Regions from separate parts of the Mus musculus genome. Here regions 1 and 3 are each linked to region 2. Evidence: chromatin loops called from intact Hi-C (ENCODE). Cell type or tissue: heart. All regions are shown on one strand. Region 1 holds the start of Gm24233 (a small nucleolar RNA gene). Region 2 holds the start of Pnn (pinin). Region 3 holds the start of Sec23a (SEC23 homolog A, COPII coat complex component).

The links. A loop is a pair of places that touch in the nucleus more often than their neighbours do. Peaks named below come from ENCODE experiments on the same cell type or tissue, not always from the same donor. Only the 100,000 strongest peaks of a DNase experiment are listed, where the experiment ranks them.
Region 1: it touches region 2 in a loop (4-fold over the local background); 23 of 42 quality-filtered maps call a loop at or near these places.
Region 3: it touches region 2 in a loop (4-fold over the local background); 12 of 42 quality-filtered maps call a loop at or near these places.

The regions. Positions count from the first base shown.
Region 1 is chr12:59,126,297-59,134,296 of GRCm38, forward strand. All of the region lies in intron 6 of Mia2 (MIA SH3 domain ER export factor 2), which reads left to right. It overlaps Gm24233 (a small nucleolar RNA gene), which reads left to right and starts at 7,776; the gene lies at 7,776-7,897. In heart, CTCF peaks have their summits at 3,437 and 5,124; DNase peaks (open chromatin) are centred at 3,445 and 5,125; H3K4me3 peaks cover 3,926 bases; H3K27ac peaks cover 2,444 bases.
Region 2 is chr12:59,063,495-59,071,494 of GRCm38, forward strand. Pnn (pinin) reads left to right here and starts at 3,425. Exons shown (of 9, transcript NM_008891.2): 1 at 3,425-3,621; 2 at 4,285-4,356; 3 at 4,791-4,859; 4 at 5,232-5,304; 5 at 5,408-5,502; 6 at 5,622-5,697; 7 at 6,648-6,803; 8 at 6,885-7,023; 9 at 7,932-8,000. The coding sequence starts at 3,509. In heart, a CTCF peak has its summit at 3,004; a DNase peak (open chromatin) is centred at 3,337; H3K4me3 peaks cover 2,371 bases; H3K27ac peaks cover 2,008 bases.
Region 3 is chr12:59,008,461-59,016,460 of GRCm38, forward strand. It overlaps Sec23a (SEC23 homolog A, COPII coat complex component), which reads right to left and starts at 3,557. Exons shown (of 20, transcript NM_009147.2): 1 at 3,386-3,557. It overlaps Gemin2 (gem nuclear organelle associated protein 2), which reads left to right and starts at 4,931. Exons shown (of 10, transcript NM_025656.5): 1 at 4,931-5,153; 2 at 5,510-5,594. The coding sequence starts at 5,017. In heart, CTCF peaks have their summits at 2,181 and 4,916; DNase peaks (open chromatin) are centred at 3,601 and 4,931; H3K4me3 peaks cover 3,761 bases; H3K27ac peaks cover 2,946 bases.

The sequences.
Region 1 (8,000 bases), 63 kb after region 2:
ACAGGGTCTGCCCAGGAGGTGGCTTAGGTAGAAAGTGTGGGCAAAGGAGGCTAAACGTGTCCTAGAGGGGAGCATATTTGACCTAATACTGAATGAAAATTAGAGTTAGCAAAAGCAAGAAAAGATGGACATACTGTAGTGGAGATAACATTTTTAACACTCATGAAGTAGAAGGGAACATGACTTTTTTGTGAACTATACATAGGTGGTTCATCTTGGCGGAATAGGGAAGATTTCATAGGTACATGAGAATCAGATTAAGATTACATATCTCTGGCTGTCCTAGAATGTACTATGCAGATCAGGTTGGCCTGAAACTCCTAGAAATCCACTCACCCCTGCCTCCCAAGTACTGGGATTAGAGATATCTGCTCCCATGCCTGGCCTTTGTCTCATTTTTTAATGCTGGCAAATACTCATCTTAAAAATAATGCCAGCTGGCAGTGGTGGCACACACCTTTAATCCTAGCACTTGGGAAACAGAGGCAGGCAGATTTCTGAGTTCAAGACCAGCCTGGTCTACAGAGTGAGTTCCAGGACAGCCAGGGCTACACAGAGAAACCCTGTCTCAAAAAAACAAAACAAAACAAAACAAACAAACAAAAAATGCCAGCTTGGTGTGGTCTTTGATCACAGCACTTGGGATGTAGAGGTGAAAGGATCTCTGTGAGTTCTATGAATTACGGAGTTCCAGGCCAGCCAAGGCTACACACTGGGACTCTACCTAAAAACGAACAATGCTGTATAGGTCTGCCAAAAGAGTGTATGAGCTCTACTTGGTCCACTAGTCACACTTTTAAACCTCTGGCCCAACATATGGTGGTAGTGGTTGAAATGAGTGGAGGAACCATTTGGATAGGGGTCTAACTTGTAGATAGGGGTCATTGGATGTAGTAATTGATTTGTTTTAGCAAGAATTAAAGAGAAAAGTAAGATAGTTACAATGTTTGTAGCTAGCTAAGTATATGGTAGTACCACTAACTGAACAACTTTTTTGGAAACTACCTAATATATTTCCTTTTTTTTTTCTTCCTTAACTTCTTCCTTCCTTCCTTCCTTCCTTCCTTCCTTCCTTCCTTCCTTCCTTCCTCCCTTCCTCCCTCCCTCCCTTCCTTCCTTTCATTCTTTCTCTTCTTTTTGTTTTGTTTTTCTTTCTTTCTTTTCTTTTTTTTTTGTTTTTGTTTTTGTTTTTTTGTTTTTTGTTTTTTGTTTTTCGAGACAGGGTTTCTCTGTATAGCCCTGGCTGTCCTGGAACTCACTTTGTAGACCAGGCTGGCCTTGAACTCAGAAATATTGCCTGCCTCTGCCTCCCGAGTGCTGGGATTAAAGGCGTGTGCCACCACGCCCGGCTTTGTTTTTCAGTTTTTGAGGCAGGGTTTCTCTGTGTAGCCCTGGTTGTCCACTTGCTCTGTAGACCAGGGTGGTCTCAAACTCAGAGATCCACCTGACTCTGCTTTCTGAGTGCAGGGACTAAAGCCATATGCTACCACTTCCTAGAACCTACCTTCCTTTTCCTTCTTCCTCCTTCCTTTTGCCTTCCTTCCTTCCTGTCTTTTTTGAGACAGGGTCTCAGCTGGGCTGGAGTGCTCTTTGTACCACAGGCTGTTCTCAAACTGTGGCTCTGTCAGATCCCCCGCCTCATCCTCTACGTGCTGGTATTACAGGCATGAGCGACCATGCCTGACTTCATCATGTTCTTTAAGAAGCCCCTTCTCATTTAATTTTCTTTGTTAGGTTATACAAAATAGGTATTATAAAATAAAAAGATCCAGAAAGATCATTACTTTTTTTTTTATTTTTTATTTTGGTATGACTCAGTCTTAAAGATGATTATAAATGTCAGTCAGGTTAGGAGAAAAATTAGTACTAATGTTAATAGCTAGTCAGAATGAAGTCTTCAGTTTTCTGTTGAAATACTCTTTGCCTGGGTGGTGGTGATGCACACCTATAAGCCCCAGCATCCAGGAGACAGAGGCAGGTGGAACTCTCTGAGTTTGAGGTCAGCCTGGTCTACAGAGCAAGTTCTAGGACAGTTGGGACTACATATGGAAACCCTGTCTCAAACAAACAAACAAACAAACAAACAACCCCCGCAAAAGGTATTGTTGGGCTGGTGATGTAGCTCAGTGGAGGAGAAGTCTATGGGTTTAATTCCCCAGCACTGAAAACAATGGTAACAAGAAACAGTACACACACACACACACACACACACACACACACACTCTTCCCCTCCCCACCTCAGGCCAACTGTCAATTTCTAAAATGTGAGTTCATTTAAAAATTTCGGATTCCCTTGAACACTGAAAGATTGCAGTCTAGACGTCTCTAGTGCGGTGAACTGGGGCTCAACCTGACACAGCAGAGGAACGCAGACTTGTACGGTTTAAGTACACTCTGTGCACTCCGACAGCTTGCCTTCTCTCGGGCCGTCAGCCCATAATCATTGGACTAGATGTTCTGAAGAGTTTCTAACACACCTGAAATCTAGCAATCTGGGCACAGCTTTGACGCACGTATGGCATAGATCTGAAAAGCTTCAGTAAACAAACAAACAAACAAACAAAATTTGGAGCAATTTTCCAGTTAATTTTGAGTGAAAGGGGTTCTTTTTTCTTCTTCTCTAATATCTGAGGTGACTGTTGTAAGTAATTCGTATTTCAGGTAGATTATGTGTAGAGGCTTCTTCCTGGTCTCACTTGGGAACTAGAAGCACCCACAGCTTCTTAGCAACTTTATCTTATAGCGGAGGAGCCTCACGAAGTTCTAGCACCCATCTTCTCTTCCCCTGAATGCTTCATTAGTAATCAGCTCGGAAACTGCCCAGCTCCTGTTCAACAGGTAGCTCCTGATTCAATACGTTCTGAGAACTCTTACACCGAAGACTCAGAGAATAGCAATGTGGCACAACTTGTTGATTTTCCTCCCAGAGAGGAGTGCTTATGTGTGTAACACCAGTGCCTACCTAAGTGGGAGTGGCTAGTCCTTACAGCGTTGACATAGGGCCTTCATGAGGGAAACTGGTTTCTAGTCCGTGGACTAGGTGTTCTGGTTAGCAAGTGTCTAGTGTCCCTGGATATTTTTCCATAGTTATGAACACTAATAACATTTGCTGTTTATTTCCTTGAAAGAAGGCCCTTTATAAGATAATAAAACCTCATGCTTTCTTATGGAAAACCGTCTTTGAATATCGTTCCCTTGGTAGAAATTATGAACTCACTATGAATAGACTAGAATAAAATTTTCAGTGTTTCAGCGGTTGCAATCTTAGGATTTTCCTTTCCGATTGTGGATTTTAATGTGTAATATGTACGATATTTGAAAAAAATGCATATGTGCAGGCATGTGTGCACACATACATTTAACAAGTTATGAGGTCCCTGAAATTGGATTACGGGTTGGTAGTCACAGCTCCACCTATAGTACCCCTCTGTTACAGCGTCAAAACAGGATCACACTCTGTGTGGAAACGGGAGTGCAGAAGGTATTAAAATCTGGACTCTTTCTCAAGGATCTGAAGTAGTCAGGAGAGCTTTAGTTACATGTCCGGGTGTTTTAACATGAATGTCCTAGGACATGGAATTGGAAGGTCTGGGTGAGGAGGTAAGTGTCTACTCGCCAGTAATGCAGTCACAAGTTAGACTTGGGAATTGCACTGATTGTCAAGTTTACTATTTGTTTGCTTTAGGTGTGCTTGGTTTTTTTTTTTTTTCTTTTTTTTTTCTTTCTTTTAGAACTTCACTTGTCTCATTTATGCTTTTAGCATTTGTGATGATAACTATTGACCTTTGGAAAGGGCCATAGATTAACATAAGGAAGACAGACTGAGCAAAGCAAATGTTTTCTGTTTACAAATCTTAACAGCCCAATAAGATTGTAGAGCCTGTTAAGTATGCTAAGACCCACTGTAAAATTTGTATTTAATATAGTATCCTAACGGAACCTTAAACATCTCTGAAATTTCTAAAAAAACTTAAGCACACTTCTTTCCTGACTTTCATATTCACATAAGCTGATTTCAACACAGTCCAACATGTGCAGAAGTTGGGCACTACCTCAAAACAGGAGGATTGAGCAACTTCTGCTATCTCCTGATAGAAGCAGTTTCTGAAACTCCCTAGGGTGATGTGGCAAAGAACTTAGGCCTCAGTTTGGTCTTAGTAGTCACTGGCTGCAACCGTGGCTGTTTCTGATTTTGTGTGTGAGTGCTTGTGGCACGAAAGAGATGTGTTTACTGTAAGGGAAATTTACAAAGGTTTATGATTTTTATCAAGTTCTCTTGGGAGGCTGCTGCTTTTTGAGTTTCTTCTCTGAAGACTTGCGTTAGATAGTTTGGATAAGAATGATCATGTAGGTAAAGAAGACATAGAAGACAGGTTATCTTTTAAACCTTACGTTTCAAACCCTCTCTCTCAGGACTTCGTGCAATGGCTCTAAAAATAGGGCCCTAAATTTAGAGGACAAGCTGCTACATTTAGTTCTTTTGTGCGAACTCCTCGGGTCGAGCAGGAGTGCACACGGGCTCCATCTGGCACCCCGGTCCCTAGGGCTAATGCAGTTTCAGACTGGGGCGCCTGGCCAGCGCCCACCAGGTGGACCCCGGCGAGCGAGCGAACCCGAAGGCTGGCCCGACGAGGACCGACGTGTGCTCGCCCAGGACAGGTTAAACTCTGACCAGACCACACAGTTGACCCGGACGCCTTCGTGTCCAGAGTCCGAAGTGCGGACTCGCAAAGCAGGACGCGTGGGCTCGTGCGTCGCGGGCCATTTTTCTGGCCACAATTATGGCGGAGGCCGGCGTCTCTGTGACTGAGGGGTCCCCCGGGGTACGACAGTGTGGGGCTCAGGCTCTAGACGCTCGTGGCGTCTGCTCGTGGACGTGGGCGCGTTGGGAGCTCGGGTGGCGGGACTTTTTTCACCCCGGGACTGAGCCTTAGGTCCCGGGGTGGAAGGCGGCAGCCGCACGCTCCGGCTCCTCGTGCTCCGAAGTTGGAGGCCGGGGAGCGGTGCGTGGGCCCTTTAAGGTCGAGCGCGGACGTGGCCGCGGAGCTCGTGCAGTAGAAGGGGCGTCTCCGCCGCGCCGGCGAGACCAAGGCCGGGGTGGTGGGGGTGCGACGCGGGCTCCCCCCGCAGGGCCGCAGTGGTATGCGCCGGCCGCTAGTGCGTTCGCGTTCCCAGCGCTGCCCCGATCGCGTCGGGCCTGCTGCTGGCCGGCGGGCCGGCTGCGAGGCCTCCGCCCGTGGGCGCGGAGATGGCCGGGCCTGGGGCGGCGGCGGGTTGCGCGCGGCGGGTTCTGGAGCAGCTGCGCTGGGTGAGTTCTGGCTCGGGAGCCGTGGGCCCGGGGCGGCCGAGCAGCTGCGGCAGGGAAGCCGGAGCTCCAGCGCGCTCGCCCGGCCTGTACTCGGCCGCTGCTCGCCGCGGGGGGAAAAGGGGCCCCGGGATTGGGAAGGCATTGTGGACGTCCCAAAGGAGAGCGTGTTTTTGTTCCCGACCCCAAAGTCGGACGTCATTTATTTTGAACAGGGGGTCAGTTACACGTGGTTCTTCTGACTGCCGGAAACTGGAGTTTCTTAGTGATGAAACTTCTTGTCTCAAGCGGACGCCTAAGCTGGGGCCGGAACTGAGATTTTAATTCTGCATTATTTTCCCCCAGTAAAGAATGCCCTTCTGAAATGCTTTAACCATAGCGTTCTACCTCTTTTCGCGTTGTTAATGTAAAAGGTGTTCTTGTAAACTCTAGAGATAGTGAGCGCTCAGGAGCTAAAGTACATTTTTTTTTCCTGTTTTATTTTGTAATCAGGTGGCAAAGGTTTTTTTCCTTTAGTGTTTGTAGGTGTTTTGTTGTTGTTGATAATATTTCGAGACACCCCCCCCCCCCCACACACATACAGAGTTTTAGAAAACTGCATTGTATTTTTTTTAAGACCATTTAAATATTGCAGCTGTTCTGATTAACCAATTCGGGTTATCTTCTTGTTTTGTGAACTTAAAGTAGTGTTGACATGAAGGTGTTTCTTTTATTTATCCAAGTGTAGTGTAGTGAGGGCACCCGCCCATGAATGAAAAAGTTCTGTGGAGGTTCTAAATGAACTAAGGATTTTGCCACTGGCATCCAGCTGTCTTTTAAAGGAAAGAAGACACACAACTAGTCCATAGTAGCACACATACTAAGCAAGGAGACGGAGAGATTGTATGCATATTCTTGGAGGTTGGGAAAGTCTTAAGAGGCTGAGCAAATAACATACTCTGCTGCTCAGAGGATAAAGTGAGCCAAGGATGGGACGTGAAATGATGCATGCTGTAGACAGGTGGGTCCCAAGGACTGCTGTGGGGTACAGTAGAGCCCTTGAAGGCTTTTCAGTATTTTGGCTACTATAGATTTTCTTGGTAGTAGTATGCATGTAGCCTAGATGTCAGGGAACAAAACTCAAAACAGGAAATGAGAAATGACTGAGGCAGGGATACAGAAGTTTGGTCCTAAATGGGGAACTAGGAAGAGCTGAAATGGGTATAACTTCTCGATTAGTTGTGGAGAGGGGTGGGTAGTGGAGAAAATCTAGAATACTCCTAAATTTCTGGCTGTGCCAGTAGTTATTGAGATGGGGTTTATGGGAAGAGAATCATATATTGTAGATGAGAGAGAATTTTCAATCAATACCTCTTCCTTCATTGAAATCAACAATTAGTGCCCCGAGGAGATACCTGGAGTTGGAGCCTGCATACACAGTGCTAGGCTTCGGGGACCTCTAACTCTAGCACTGGTTGGAGGTGTGTGCAGGGGAATCCCAGGGGGTCACTGCTCACCAGCTTAGCAAACAGTAGGTGAGCTCTAGGTTCAGTGAGCGCGCACATGTGAGTTTAGGTGGCCGAGGAGGCCAGAAGAGGGCATCAGATACCCTGGAGCTGGAGTCACAGGTAGGTGGTTGGGAATGGCCTGCCGTGGATTTTGGGAACCTTGTGATCTCTGGTCCTTTGCAGTAGCAGTAAATGCACTTCACTGTTCACTCATCTCTCTGGGCTCGGCTGTGTGATTTTACATTTTAAAAGTATATGGAGCTTTATTTTAGCTTGATGTATGGCTTGGTTGTGAAGACCCTTGTGTGTACAGCTGAGAACGTGTTTTCTGCTATTGTTTTGTGGGATTTTGTTAGTATGTAAGGTCTGGTTGGTTTGTAGTGTTGTTTCAAGTCTTCTGTCTTTATGCTGACTCATTGAAAGTGAGATCTTGAAATCCCTAACGACTATTGACGAATTATCTGTTTTGGTTTTTTTTTTTTTTTCCTTTATTTCATTTTGTGGTTCTCTTGTTGGGTAAAATATGACCTTTATCTTAAGAATGAGCTAGCTTTTGCGGTCATCCTTTTTCTTAGTAACAGTTTTTGTCTTAAAGTTTTTTGTTTTTTTTTTTTAAATCAGATATCACAGTTGTCACGCCACTTGTTTTTGACCAGTTAGAATCTGGGGCCACTGAGGGAGGAAGTTTTTTGAGCTCACCCAGGAAGAGGCGAACTATGTAATCAGCTGCAAGCCTTGAGCTGCATGGTGTGCAAGAGTGTTTCAGGAGCAGTGTGAAGCGGTCTCCGTTATACAGTCGGTTACAGTCCTAGTCCGTGGGGAGGGATGATGGCAATACTTGCCTTCTCTTGAGTATCTGTCCTCGGGATCCTAGAGGCAGATGCTGTTACCATTGCTTGGGGGTATGAGACCACATTTTTCTGCAGTGCTGTCTGAAGTAAAGAAGAGAGACAGAGTAGGATAAAGACTTTTCACCCTTTCCTGTGCCCTTTTAAGGTTGACACTGTACTTTAAGAGGCTAACACAGAAGGGTAAAGGAACTCTCCATCAAACCCAGAGAAGAGGCTCCACACCTCCTCTCTGGATCCTGTCTGGAGTCACAGCTGAAAAAAAGAAGGATAAAGATACAGGGATTAAAAAAAGACATAATATTACATGCTTTTTGTAACATTATGTTAATAAACTAGATAGCAACTTGGAGGAAGTCT
Region 2 (8,000 bases):
CTCAGTAATTCATGAAATAGGTATTTCTTCCAATTCTTTCCCTGTCTCCCCTACTAACATTAGTTTTCTCAAATTGGTTACAATAACCTAATGTTACATTATTTCAAAGGAACTTTTAAGTGACAGTTCTATAATTATAATAGTAAGTGTCATGGTTAATATCAGTTTGACAGAATCTAAAATCACTCAGTGGACAAACCTCTGGATTTGTCTGTGGGTTTCCAGATTGGGAAAACTGAGGTGGGGAAGATCCACTCTAAATGTGGCTTACACCATTAAGGGCTGGGGTTCTAAATTGAATAAAAAAGAAAATGTGAGCTGAGCACTTGTTTCTATCTGCTTCCCGACTGTGGCTGCCACAGGACCAGCCACCTTAGGATCTTACCAGCATGTCTTCACCGCCATGGTGGATTGTGTTCTCAAACTGTGTGCCAAATGACCCTTTCCTTCAGTTGCTCTTGACAGGTATTTTCTTTCCAGAATAAGAAAAGTAGCTAACGTTGGATCACTGATGCTGCCTGAGCGCGGAGCGGATCAGCCTCGCCTTGCCTTCTACCTAGTACCATCCCGAAGCTCATAGCGTGTAGAAGCCCCAGTAGAGCCGAAGAATAGGACCGGCTCACTGATGCTCCAGCCCTGGGCAACCTGAGTTGTGTGGCCTTATATTCTATTTAGTACCGTCATTAAACTGCTAAGCTCAGGGACCCCTCTCCTCTAGAGCACTAGTTCTCAACCTTCGTAATGATATAACCCTTAAGTACAGTTCTTCATGCTGTGGGGACCTCCAGCCATAAAATTATTTTGCTACTGTTATAAATTGTAATGTTAATATCTGTGTTTTCCAATAGTCTTAGGCAACCCCCGTGAAAGGTTGAGAACCACTGCTCTAAAGTCTACAGAAGTAAGAAATATCCTTTATTCTGTAGGTTGCCGTAGGACCTCCTATCCCAGCTTCCTCAATGGTAATGAAAGGAAGAAAGAAAGAAAGGAAGAAAGAAAGAAAGAAAGAAAGAAAGAAAGAAAGAAAGAAAGAAAGGAAGAAAGGAAGAAAGAAAGAGAAAGGAAGAAAGAAAGAGAAAGAAAGAAAGAGAAGAAAAGAAAGAGAAGGATAAACTTTAAAGAACATAATCTGCCTAGGCACATCTCTCCAAGGAACTTGGAATCATTGTTTAAAACTACCACTACATGGATTTGCTTGTTTTCCTAATAATCCCTTCTAATATTTAAATTCATTTATGTCGTTCGTCATATAAAGGAAACCTAAACATTCCACTTAAAAGCCACGCATGCTGGTATGGGTGTGGACTCGCAGAAGTTGGGGAACAAAAGCAGAGACTTTCAGCCGTGAAGGGACAGATGTAAGGCACTGACCCACTATCACTCACAGCAGCCTGGAGGAGTTTCATAATCTTTTAAAAATATTTATTTTTAATTATTTTATGTGCATGAGTATTTCACCTGCACGTGTATATATGTACTCTTCGTGTGTCTGCTCGCCATGAAAGCGAGAAGAGGTTATCGGGTTCCCCTGACTGGAGCTATCGGTGGTTGTAAGCTGCCCTGAGGGCGATAGGAACCACACTCAGGCCCTCTTGGAAAACAGCCAGTTAGATTAACCACTGGGTCATCTCTCCAATGCCAAACATTTATTTTATTCCTGAGTGTGTGTGTGTGTGTGTGTGTGTGTGTGTGATATGTATTATAAATATATAAATAGATGGGAGGGGACACCTGGGTTCAGTTCCCAGCATCAACATTAACCTTGTCTGTAACTCCAGTTCCAGTGATCCCACCCCCCACTTCTGGTCTCTAAGGGCATCATGCATACATGCATGTAGTTGCACAGATAAACATGAGGGCAAAATACCCATACATGCAAAATAATAGTAAAATTTAAAAGATCCTATCTTTTATGTATAGATAACTCAGTGAAACCTTGTTTACAATTAGAATTAAATAATTTTTAGACTTAATTGCTTTTTACCAAAGAAAAAATCTTGGTTTTCTATATTGCTTCCTGCTAATATGCTATACACCTTCAAGCTTCTTCAAAGATATTTCCTGTCACCCTCTCCTTTTCTCCCTTTCTCTCTCTCCCTCTCCCCCTCCCCACCCTTCTCTCTGAGGGGGAGTAAGTATTTCCAGACAGGATTCTCTGGCTGTCCTGGAACTAGCTCTGTAAACCAGGCTAATCCACCTGCCTCAACCTGTCATGTGCTGGGATTAAAAGGCATGTTACCACCTGACTTTTCTCTTCTTCTTCTTCTTCTTCTTCTTCTTCTTCTTCTTCTTCTTCTTCTTCTTCTTCTTCTTCTATTTCTTCTTCTTCTTCTCCTCCTCCTCCTCCTCCTCCTCCTCCTCCTTCTCCTCCTTCTCCTCCTCCCCTTCCCCCCTTCTTCTTTTTGGTTTTGGTTTTATTCAAGACTGGGTTTTTCTGTGTATCCTTGGCTGTCATGGTATTCGTTTTGTAGATAACAGGTGCTGTTAACATTGATAAGATAATGAAATTCTTCCTCACCTATCCAGTTATGAGCCTCCACACAAATAGCATACAGGATAAGACCAAGTTACTGTTACTAAAAACAAAACAAAAATTCTTGTTCCTTTTCAGGGAGAAAACTTGTAAGGATTTGACCTTTGCATTTGTGTAACATTTTTCCGAACTAAAACGTGTACCTCTATGTCAAGTACAAAACCAGCGTCCATATTGGCATTGTGGGTAGGGCAAAGTGGAATCCAGAAAATACACACAGGAAACCACTGGCAACTTCTCCAGACCCTCTATTATACCCGCAGGCATTAGGCCCTGCTGGAAACAACTTTGCTCAGGATCAGAATATAAATTGCCTCTTCATCGAGATCTGACGACCTGTTGGACCTAGGTCCGCAGCCTCAATTTCCTTATCATTAAGCACCATCTCATTCAAGTTTCTAGTTTTTAACGACTAAGGCACGCAAAGCGATTCTCAGTGTCCACAATAACTATTAGCTGTTAGGATGAAGACTCCTGGTGGTTCAGTTCACTAATGGAAGACAGCCTGCGCCTCCCTGCACTCTGGGCATGCGCAACAGCCATTATTTGCCATGCCCTTTTCTGATTAAACCTCTTGGGGAAGGAAAAAAAGGATGTATAGCCTCTTCCGTCCCATGGGAAGAGTTTAGGCGCACTATGAAGTCAGCGACATGTCAAGTTTAAGAGGATGCCTTTGCAGACCCCCGAGATTGGATCTATCACACCGACGTAATCCCTCCCCGCTCTGCGCAAGCAGCGGAGCGCAACCACGGCAGGCGGCGAGGGGAGGAGCTGAGTGACTTGCCGGCTTCTCATTGGTCCAGAATCACGGATCGACAAGCTTCTTCCCCTTCCGGTCCTCGGGTGGTCCAGGCCCGAGAAGAAGCCCGCGATCATTGGCTGGGGCCGGCTGTCAGTCCTTCCGCGTGGAGCGGCGGGCGCGGTGCGGCGCTGCGCGGCCTGGAGAGCGGTCGCGAAGCCTGCTGCAGAGAGAAGATGGCGGTCGCCGTGAGAGCTTTGCAGGAGCAGCTAGAGAAGGCCAAAGAGAGCCTCAAGAATGTGGACGAGAATATCCGCAAGCTCACCGGGCGGGACCCGAATGATGTGAGGTACGGATCGGACGGAACCCCAGAGGTTGGCGAGGTCCGGGGCCTCGGGGCCGGGCGCACCCGGGACAGAGGGCAACCGGCCGCTTGTGGGCCGACTGGGGTCAAGGGGCCCGTTTCCCGGGCGGCGGGCGAGCCCTCTGCTCGGCTAGGCGGGGAGACGCCATGCCTGCGCCTAGGGCACTGGGTGCGAGTGCTTGCGAATGGAAGGAAGGCCCGCCCGGCTGCCCGGCGTGGTTTCCGCGCCCCCGGGAAGGCCGAGACCACGGCTTCCCGCCCTTGGCGCTGCAGGCCCGGAACTGCAGTACAAAGCCCCTTTCCACCCCTGCGGCTCCGAACCCTTGTCAAGTCGGAGACCCCCGGGGGAAGCAGTGGCTGCCTCTCCCTGCTGGCTTGGGTGTCCTTCCCTTGAGGTTGGCAGATAGGACCTGACCCAGACTTATTAATATGTAGCAGTCTCGAGATACATATATTTTCGTAACGGTGGTCTTGGGGAAGCAAGAAAGAGGATTTTAATGTTTGGTTTCGAAGAAGTGGATCTGAAACGGTCATTTTAGAATTATTTGTGTTCATTTCTACGTAGTGTGTACCTTAGTGTGTGGAAGTATATGAAGCCCTCTCATGTGTCTGCATAGGACTTTTACACTGATTATAATTCTTTTTTAGGCCCATCCAAGCCAGATTGCTGGCCCTTTCTGGTCCTGGTGGAGGTAGAGGACGAGGTAGCTTATTGCTAAGGTAAGGAGATGATAACTGCCTTGTTTCTAATAAATGTATTGCAAAAGTAGAGGTTGGAGAATATTAGAACAGTTTCATATGCACTACACTTGGGAGGCAGAGGCAGGCGGATTTCTGAATTCAAGGCCAGCCTGGTCTACAAAGTTACAAAGTGAGTTCCAGGACAGCCAGGGCTATACAGAGAAACCCTGACTGGGGGGTGGGGGTGGGGGGGGGACAGTTTCATATAAACTTAACTGTTTTTAAGTTCTGTTAAGGCTTTTGACATCTAAGAATGTAATTGGTGGTAGGGTGTTGTTCATGTAATTGTTTGCTTAAGTTTGCTTCACTTGTGTTTTTCTTCTTTATGAAATCAACTAAATTCTCTAGTCGACTAGAAATACCAGTTTCTGCTAATGTTTCTCGAGCTTTAGGTTGGATGTTTCTCATTGCAGGCGTGGATTCTCAGATAGTGGAGGAGGACCCCCAGCCAAACAAAGAGACCTGGAAGGGGCAGTCAGTAGGTATGGTTTCAAAAGATGTCTGGAGAGTCAGTACCCATCTTGTTTTCTGGGACACTACAGATATTTCTATGTCATTGGGATTGATTTGAACTGGGCTAGCCCAGTTTACAGAACTCAGTGGGATTAGAAGTAACACGTTCTGTTTTGTACTTTAAAAAACACCAAGAAACGTTTGGATATGAGAAGAGAGCAAAGCTTGGTTTGGAGCATCTTGCTTCCACCCCTCCCCCACCCCCCATAAGAAAGTGGTAAATGCGATATAAACTCAGTAGAATATGCCTTCTGGAGATGAGCATTTGAACACCCATTCACCTTTGATTGATTATGCATTTGATTCCATAGTGGTCATTTCAATTCTTTCTCCCGTGCTAGGCTGGGTGGGGAGCGTCGGACAAGAAGAGAATCACGCCAGGAGAGCGACCCAGAAGACGATGATGTTAAAAAGGTATTGAAATTAAATATTAGAGGATGAACACAACTCTTAGTGTGCTTTGAAAAGCATGATAGCCCAGAACAAGAAATCATTGATCCTTTCTTCTCTCTTACAGCCAGCACTGCAATCTTCCGTTGTAGCTACCTCCAAAGAGCGCACGCGCAGAGACCTTATCCAGGATCAAAACATGGATGAGAAGGGGAAGCAAAGGTGCCTGCTCGGCGCCAGGGGGAGGGGGTGGAAGGCTCGCACTCAGCAGACGAGACGCTTGCTTACAGGACCTCTCAGACAGGGCATGCACACGTTCATTTTCCTCTTATGTTTCTTAGGAACCGACGAATATTTGGCTTGTTGATGGGCACTCTTCAGAAATTTAAACAAGAATCTACTGTTGCTACTGAACGGGTATTGGTGCCTTTTTTTTTAACTTTTTCTCTTCCTTGCTTTACCTCATTTACTCATTACCAAAGAGGAGATTAATGTTATACAGTGCAGGTAAGGGTGACTCAACAGAGACCTGCCTTCTTTGCTTCTGGGTACTGGAATTAAAGGTATTAGCCACCATACCTGGCTTTATAGTAGGTTTTTGCCTTTACTTGATGTGACTGGGTGTAGCATATATATATATGTCTGTACACCCTATGTGTACAGTGCCTTTGGAGGACAGAAGGGAGCCCAGGTTTTTTTTGTTGTTGTTGTTGTTTATTTGTTTGTTTGTTTATTTTGGTTTTGAGACAGGGTTTCTCTGTGTAGCCCTGGCTGTCCTGGAACTCACTCTGTAGACCAGGCTGGCCTCGAACTCAGAACTCTGCCTGCCTCTGCCTCCCGAGTGCTGGGATTAAAGGCGTGCGCCACCATGCCTGGCTTGGATTTTTTTAAAATTACATTTATGCCGGGTAGTGTTTTCAGTAAAATGCCTACCATGCAAATATGAGGGACCCGAGTTCCATCCCCAGAGCCCATGAAATCTAGAAGTGGTAGTCGGCACTTGTATGTTGGTAAGGTGGAGACAGATGGATTCCTAGAGCTCAGCAAAGGCCTAATACAGTGAGCCATCTTGAAAACCTAGGCTAAATTGTATTAAGGAAGCTTTTATGATTGCTGACTAGTGACTTTAAAATTTAGATATTTGTGGGGAAATGCCTCAGTTACTATTTCCCAAAACACAGATTGCAATCAGACCCAAATACAAAGTTAAAATTAAATGGGAAGAAACGTGATGAAAGCCTACGAGTAAATTTACATAGTAAAATTTAAGTTTCAAATAAGCAAGATGTGTGTGGCCTTTATTGTAATTAGATTAAAACTAAATGAACCTTGGTTGTCTTATACTGAAGAAGATTACTTACTTTTAGCAAAAAAGACGCCAAGAAATTGAACAAAAACTTGAAGTTCAGGCTGAAGAAGAGAGAAAGCAGGTTGAAAACGAGAGGCGAGAACTGTTTGAGGAGAGACGTGCTAAGCAGACGGAGCTGCGGCTTCTGGAGCAGAAGGTTGAGCTTGCGCAGCTGGTGAGCAGGGTTTTCCACCCGAAGTGAGGCAATTAATTGTTCATGTTTACACATTGTTCATGGTCACCTTTTTACCTTTAGCAAGAAGAATGGAATGAACATAATGCCAAGATAATTAAGTATATAAGGACCAAGACAAAGCCCCATTTGTTCTATATTCCTGGAAGAATGTGTCCAGCTACCCAAAAGCTAATAGAAGAGTCACAGAGAAAGATGAATGGTACGTATGTGAAGTCCATTGGTGTGTCTTAGTGGTAAGACTATACATTCACATATGCCCGTTTTTAAGGAATAATTTAATAGTTTAGTTTGGGTTTTTTTTTTTTTTTGTATGTGATTTCTGAAATTGATAGTGGTGTCAGGGTTCAGGGGTATTTTCTGGGTAGTTGAGTTTAACCTGAAACTCATTTTATAAATAGTAAAGACTTCATGTAGGATCTTTGTGTGTTGGGGCTGGAGAGATGGCTCAGCAGTTAAGAGCACTGACAGTTCTTCCAAAGGTCCTGAGTTCAATTCCCAGCAACCACATGATGGCTCACAACCATCTGTAATGGGATCTGATGCCCTCTTCTAGTGTGTCTGAGGACAGTGACAGTGTACTCACATAAAATAAATAATCAAATCTTTTTTTAAAAAAGACTTTTTCTTATTAAGGATTTTTGTGTTTTACAATCCGAGCAGACACAGAAGAATGATAAGGAAAGAAGGCAAAAGAAGCATAAGTCCATGTCAGATATTCACATAGAGGGCTAGACGCTGGTGATTGGACATTTTGCTGTGCCTGGGAACAGAAAAGTTAACTAAGTAGTGCTTCCGCTTTAACGGGGTTGTGTTAAGCTTCACCTAGCATAAAGCTCAGCAGCTGAGGTATCCCTGGTGTCGCTCAGGTGTTTGTCCAGGTTTGTGTGAGTAGAATCCCTAGGTCTGGAGGTGTCTTGCGGATATTTGCATTTAGACCTTGAGTTTAGTTCTCAACATACTCCCCGACCCTAAAACAAACCAAAGCAAAACCTAGAGGTACAAAAAGATGCTTAGTTGACAGTAACTATTTTTGACCTGGTATAAAATTGTTATTTTGTACTTTCTTAACTGTCATAAACTTTACACGTGTAAATTTTTTTTGTTTAGCTTTATTTGAAGGTAGACGCATCGAATTTGCAGAACAAATAAATAAAATGGAGGCTAGGCCTAGAAGAC
Region 3 (8,000 bases), 55 kb before region 2:
AATTCCTAGTGTCCACGTGATAGCTTACATCCAGATTCTATGGCTCCAGCTCCAGGGACTCTAGTACCCTCGAGAATCTGAAGCAAGAAGCACCCACGTGGTACACAGACATTCATGCATGCAAAACATCCATAAAAATAAAACAAGTTTTTTCAATTAAATTTTAAAAAATAATTTAAAATCCATGGACCTACATTGTCAGAAGAACAAATATGGATATTAATGTTGCTAAGAGAGACAATGGGGAAAAAACCTGATTTTAAACGGATAGGATTTGTGGCCTTACTTTTAAAAGACTCCAGAAAACTCTGCTGTCTTTTCTGCATGTAAAAATAAACTACAAAGTGCCACGTACGCACCAGAAAGCAGGCCCTCACCAGATACCCAATATAGCATCTTGATTTGGATTTCTTCCAAAACTGAGAAGTTTCTAGTCAATAAAAATGCTGAGAAGACCAAGTTGGAAAGAACTTAGATGTTGTCATATCTAGGATTAATTCTGTGAGCCGTGCACACTGATGGATGAGGCTGATGGAAACCAGCAGGCTTGAATGACTTTCCATCTGTTGCTGGCCTGTTCACTAGGCTCTGTCCTCGGAAAAAGAAGCAAAAAGCCCAAGTGGTATAACCAGCAGAGAAAGGCATGGTGGTGCATGCTTGCAACCCCAGCACTAGGGGACACTAAGATAGAAGGATTGCTGTAACCTGGGCTACCAGTTGACAGAATGAAACCCTGTCTCAAAGAAACATAACTAAAAGTAGTGGGAGAAGAGCGAAGGAACAGAGGTCATACGTAAGAAAATGACTGCATGAATGAAAATCATCTTTTTTGCTTCCCCTCCCCCCTCCTCTGTTAGAATGCAGTCTTCACATACTTGTTTTATTTTTGGTTTTGTTTTTTTTAGGATATAAAAGTAAACATGTTTTTCTTTGGATCCTCAATACTGTTTAAAAGTAGAAGAAGGTCCTAAGAACCACTGCCTTCGTTTTCTCTCAGTGAGAAAGATTATTAAAAGATTCAGAAAGTGTTCACACTTAGGCAACAGCAGGGTGAAATTTCTACAGTAGGCTATGTACTGGACCCCCATCCAGAATGCTTCTTTAAATGATTCATGTTTATTGTATGTCCGCTGGTGTTTGGCCTGTATATGTCTGTGTGAGGATGTCAGATTCCCTGGAACTGGAGTTACAGACAGCTGTGAGAACATGGGTGCTAGAAAAACCCTGGTCCTCTGCAAGAGCAGCCGATGCTCTGGATGCTGAGCCAGCTCTCCGGCCCCTGGACTGAATTCTACTCCACACCCTCATATTTTATTAGGACAAACAAAGCGTCACCTGAGTGATATGTGAGCACAGTATCATCCCTCTTGCTCAGTTTTTTTCTCTCAACCTCTCTCTGCGCTCCAATGCCACTCACTGCTGTTCACTGAACATCTTAGCACTCTCACTGCCCAGCAGTCATCTGAAGCAAGCAGCACCCTGTTCTTACTTTGTCCAGCTACATGGTCATGCACAGCTTCCTTCTCTTTCCAAAGTAACCGTTCACGCTTCGAATCACAAAGCCCACCTCCAAAGTCCTGTCACAAACCTCCTTAGTGTGATGATCTATTTGGCAAGCGCCTGATCATCCAATACGAACATTAGCCGAAAAATAGAGCCAAGCTTGTTGGAACAGGACTTTAATCCTAGCACGTAGGAGGCAGAGGCAGATGGATCTCTTGTCAGTTCCAGACCTGCCATAGTAAGACCCTGTTTGAAACACATACACACACACACACATCCTGAAATATTGTTATAATGCAGATTTTACAAACTCATCTTCTTAAAACGTGATAAAGATACAAAAGGCCATTTTTTTAAAAAAAAGTCACATTTTTTCAATAATTTATTGCAGTGATGACTATTTTAATTAAGTAATTTCTCCTGATAGAGTCAAAGCCTCATGTCACTTTATCATAACACAGCAAACACTTTCCTACATCCTGAAAGGCTTCCCATAGTATCGGTTTTCTCTATTCCATTTTTACCCCCTTATGCATTCCTAATGGGAAAACATACAAATTTTAAGTAAATTAGTTATCTGTTACCACCTTACCTCCCTACATTTCAGTTGCAAGTTTTCTTTTATATATATTTATTTCATTTTTGTCTATTGGTGTTTTGCCTGTATCTGCCTGTATACTATGTGTGTGCAGTACCTGTGGAAGCCAGAAGTGGGTGGTGGATCCTCTACCAATGGAGTTGCTTGTTAACCACTAGTGAGCTGGGGGTTGAGATGAAAGGTATGTGGGTGTGTTACAAATCGTTGTAAATAGGTAATGAGGCACTGTGTGTGTAAGTGTATTACAAGAGGTTGTAAGCCAGTAGTGAGTTCTCTGTGTGAGTGTGTGTTTCTGTGCCCGTGTATGTGTGTGTATTCATGTGGATGAGCAACCAGTGCTCTTAACTTCTGAGCCATCTTCCCAGGCCCAGTTGTAAAATTTCCAATGAAATAGACTGAGTAACAAATTTTTGCTCTTGGGCAATAAACTTCTCTGGCCTTCAAATTTCACATCAGTTATGTGAGAATTTTGGGGGCAATAATAAAATTGGTCATTGAAACAATTAAAAAACAAAGGCCCTCTGATGATGCTGGAAAGAAGGAAGATGTTAGTATACATTTAAATTTAAATTTCTTTCAGTAAATGTGCCTAGCTATCCGTGGTTTAGGGTGGGGTTGTGTTAAGACAGGACAGAAGTTTAGCTGACGAGATGAATTAGACATCTCCAACTCTACTCTACCTATGGATTTATTTACCTCTTCCTGTTCCTCTCCCACAAACAGTAAAGCTCTACAGACAGAATAAATGCCCCAGTGCATGGTATTGCTCAGTTCTGAAACCTGATCATTAATAATCAAGGCCCCAGGCACTAGCTATACCTGGTGGTTTTTTCTTTAACCTTTATAAGGCCCAAGGCCGAATTACAGGTGATGTAGTCACCTGGGTTCAAAGTCTAGGGCACTCCTGGGCAGTCAAGAAACGAACCTAGAGGCCCCAGGGCACAGGAGCCTTGGGCAGGGTTGGCAAAGCGTGTCACCCAGGAGGTGGGGGTGGGTGCAGAGCCAGATGCTCAGACCCTCGGTCTCCATCCTGCTACGGTCCTTCCACCTAAACTAAGAGGACTAAAGACGAGGGCGCTCCGTCGCCATGACAAGCACAGGGTTCAGCGATCTCGGTTCGGCGCTGGGCCACAGCCTCCGGCACGCCCCGCTGCTTATGCGAGAGCACAGCCGGGACAGAGCCAACAATCCTGACACTCCGGCCCGCCGCCCGCCTCCCAGCTCCGACTAAGACCCCGGTGGAGCAGAGGTGGCTGCCACGCTAGTCCTTACCACAGTACCTACCTAGAAGCTCCGTGACGGCCACAGCCTCCGCCTTGCACAGTCGTCAGTCCGCTCCAAAGCCCTGTAGCAGCCGTGGCACCGCAATCAGGGGCGGCCCCGCCCCGCCCCCGGCCTCTTGGAGGGCCTGGGCCAGGACAACATGGCTGGTGCCGCCTCTGCCACGTCAAAGGGGAGGAGGCGGGGAGGGGCGACCAGCGAAGGGGCGGGAACAGTCCCGGAAGAGGCGGGGCGCGCAGGAGGTAATGGGCGCGTTGAGTGGCGGAAAAGATGAACCGGGAGTAATAAAGAGGGTGGGGCGAGCGTGAAAGACGGCCAAGCAAAGCGGAGGGCGGGGACAATTCAGGAAGGGGCGGGGCTAGCAGGAAGCGATGCGATAGCCAGGGCGGTGGAGGAAGGGAGGTAACCGGAGTAATAAAGGGTGGGATGTGGCCGCTCGAGGCCGTGTGTAGGATTAAGGTTAAAATACCTGACTAGGGCATTGCTAGCCCCAGAAAAAAAGAAAAAAAATGTTAACCACCAGATGTAGCTTTCACGTCTACTGTTTGCTTGAACGATTGTTTTTGTTTTCTAGTATATAGAAAAGGCTCTTGCAAGTTTTTTTCCTGACATTGTATCCGTGTCCAAAGAGGAGAAAGAACGAAGCACGAGTTAACAATTATTTGAAGTATTCGCTAGAAAATAGATGCTCGGATTCTCCTCTAATTTTGGGTTTTCGTCTGTGTGTTGTCAAGAGCCAATGAGAAGGCTTGGCTCAGGGACCTCACTTGCCTAGAACTCATAAGGCAGAAAAAGAAACTTTACTCCCAGAAGTTGTATTCTGACCTCCTCACCGACCCACAAGCAATCGCAAAATAGTAATTTTAAAGTTTTTAAGTATCTCACTCGGCTAGTGGTGATGGTTCATGCCTGTAATCTCAATAGTCAAGGTTAAAAAAAAAAAAAAAAAAAAAAAAAAAAAGGCAGCCCAGCTTACGTTACACTGCAAACTGTAGACCCTTCTAAGCCACAGAAGAGACAGTCTCAAAAACCTAAAAATTATCCTCGTGTGATACTTGGTACTCCAGAAGCTGAGGCCAGGGGATCGGATCACTACAAGTTTGAGACTCCTTGAGCTACCTAATGAGTTCCAGAACAGCCTCAACTAAACTTTAAGATGCTATCCGAAAAAGTGAAAAACAAAACAAAAAGTTCTGCATTCATCCACTCTGTTCCCCGCGAAGTCAGAAAGACACCACCCTAAGGGGTTGTAAGATTTAGACGAATGTAACGTGTTTACAAATGGTTAAAGGCTTTAGTACTCTAAAAATGACGATTATAGCGATATTGTTCATTAATTTTAAAAATATTAAAGATTTCAAAGTTCATCCTCAGTCCCTGCCGCCTACCCAAGCTTTAGACGAGAAAATGGGATTAGACAGAGCGACCTAGAAACTCTTCAGGAACCACTTCTGCCAGGAATTATTCTCGAGCGCTACATTCCACCACCGGTGCCATAAGCTTGATGCAACCAGCAGGTTTCTTGTGTGGCTCCGCCCCCTTGCGCCTGTAGCCGGTGGCCTCGGCGGAGGTCGCTTAGGCGCCTGCGCCGTGCCTACTCTGGGCGCCGATTGAGACTGGCGGGAGCGAGAACCATGGCGTGGGTTCCAGCCGAGTCTGCGGTGGAAGAGTTGATGCCACGGTTGTTACCTGTGGAGCCCTGTGACTTGACGGAAGGTTTCGATCCCTCGGTCCCCCCCAGGACGCCTCAGGAATATCTGAGGAGAGTGCAGTGAGTGATTTCGCCCCGTGCGAGTGGGCTGGTTGTCGTGCCCCTGTGTACAGCCCTGGTGCCGCGCCTGACCCTTGGTGTGCAACAGTCCCTCCTCTGTTTGCGTTCCTATCTTTCGGGAGGTCCGGGAAATTTAAGATCTTATTACACCCTACGGTTGGCAGATAACTTTTGAACTTGATTGCACGTTAAGACGTGTGTTCTTAAATTTCTTTGCTTTTCATCTAGGTGTCAGGCGTTTCGTTTTTTCATTGGGAGCTTGCACTTTTATTTCCCATTTCATAATAAAGTAAAACACATCTCTCTATTCTACAAAGCGAAATAATAAGTATCATGTATGTATTACTTAATTGTAGGATCGAAGCAGCCCAATGTCCAGATGTTGTGGTAGCCCAGATTGACCCAAAGAAGTTGAAAAGGAAGCAAAGTGTGAACATTTCTGTGAGTTTAACCAACCACCTGGGAATATTTTAACAACACACACATATACAACACGAACATTTTCCTATCATATCAAAAATATAAGTTATGGTGTGTATAAGATTAGATTGCTCCTTATAAAGTTAGGCACCACTTGGAAGCTAACACAGAGGCGTTTTGGTCTGGAGGCCAGCCTACATTGAGACCCTCTGGAAAATGTGTGTGTGTGTGTGTGTGTGTGTGTCATTTAAAAGATTACTTCCCCTACCCCCAAAAAGTACTTCAATTGTTTACTAATATTGACCTTTATAGCCGGGCGTGGTGGCGCACGCCTTTAATCCCAGCACTCGGGAGGCAGAGGCAGGCGGATTTCTGAGTTCGAGGCCAGCCTGGTCTACAAAATGAGTTCCAGGACAGCCAGGGCTACACAGAGAAACCCTGTCTCAAAACAAACAAACAAACAAACAAACAAAAGTACTTCAATTGTTTACTAATATTGACCTTTATAAATAATTAAGGATATTTTTTTCTGGATATACCTTTATAGTTATTTTTCAGGGTGGTGCATTGTACACTTTTTCAATTTGACCTGGTATCATTTTCTCAGTATAGAAACACAGCTGTCTTGGCAGCTTTCTGTCCATATTCTTTATTCATTTGCTTAGCCAGCACACTTTTTATTGAGCAGTTAGGTTGTGCTGGGCACTAAGAACACAACAGAGGATCATAAAGAAAAGGTCCCTAAAGACCAGGCCTGTTGGTAAGCACGCTTGTAATCCTAGCACTTGGAAGTAGAGACAAAAGGGTCAAGAAGTCCAGATCATTCTCAACTACATAGAAGATTCCAGGCTACCCTGGAATATATAAGACTCTCATCTCAGAAACAAAGGAGAAAACTTCCCTATGCTTGTACAGTATCGGTCTCCTGAAGGGCACAAAGAATAGCCAAATAATTACATCATCTGGTCATTGCATGAAGAAAATAAACAGCACTCAGTAGTCAAAACTATAGGGCTAGAGAGATGGCTCAGTGGAGTCCTTCCAGAGGATGCAGGTTCAATTCTGAGCAGATAGTGGCTCACAACCATCTCTAGCTCTAGTTCCAAGGGCTCTGATGCTCTCTTTACACCTTTTCAGGTACCACGCGTGGATATGATACATAGACATGCATGCAGACAAAACACTCATACACATAAAGTAAATAAAACTTTTTAGTTTAAAAAAAAAAATCTCAGCCATTTACGGTAGTACATGGTTTTAATACCAGCACAAATGAATCAGAGGCTAGCCCAGTCTACATAGTGATTTACAGAACATCCAAGACCACATAAGGAGACTCTATCAGGAAAAAAAAAAACAAAACAAAACTTGGGAGTAGGAGGGTGTTTCCTCAGGGAAGATTATATGAAACCTGAGGTCAGGTTTTTCCGTTTTTCAAGGTTTTTGACAATGTATGTTTGAAGTAATTCCTCTAATGTTTATAATTAGGACATTTTAATTCATGCACTATATATAACCTTACATGTTTTCACTAGACGCACACGAGTTCATGTGTACTTGGTCTTTTTTCCAATTTACCCCACTGAGTTCTGTTAGAAGGTGATACCTGATTATTTGGGGTTTTATAAAACATTTTTTTAGACTTGTTTCCGTTTTTGTTGTTTATTTTATGTATGAGTGCTCTGCTGCATGTAAACCTGCATGCCAGAAAAGGACATCAGACCCCATTACAGATGGTTGTGAGCCACTACATGGTTGCTGGGAATTGAACTCAGGACTCTGGAAGAGCAGCCAGTGCTCTTAATGGCTGAGCCATCTCTCCAGCTTGACACCTGATCATTTGTTAACTGTGTGCTATTTTGGAAAATAAAAGTAAGACTTGGCATGTTGAGTATTTAGCCACCTTGTTTGACAACTCTGGGGTTTCAATCATCACCATGCCAATCCCCACCTGTCTTAGTTAAGGTTTTACTGCTGTGAACAGACACCATGACCAAGACAAGTCTTATAAAAACAACATTTAATTGGGGCTGGCTTACAGGTTCAGAGATTCAGTCCATTATCATCAAGGTGGGAGCATGGCAGTATCCAGGCAGGCTTGGCACAGGAGGAACTGAGAGTTCTACATCTTCATCCAAAGGCTGCTAGTGGAAGACTGACTCCCAGGCAACTAGGGTGAGGATCTTATACCCACACCCACAGTGACACACCTATTCCAACCAGGTCACACCTATTCCAAAAAGTCCACACCTCCAAATGGTGCCACTCCTTGGTCCAAGAATATACAAACCATCACACCACCCATCAACAAAGTAAAGGAAATCAAGTAGACCTTTTCACGTCTTTAAGTTATTGGGTATATTTTGACCTTCCCAAATTCTTTATTTGGGGTATATCTCTTTTTTGTTTGTTTGTTTTTCTTCACTG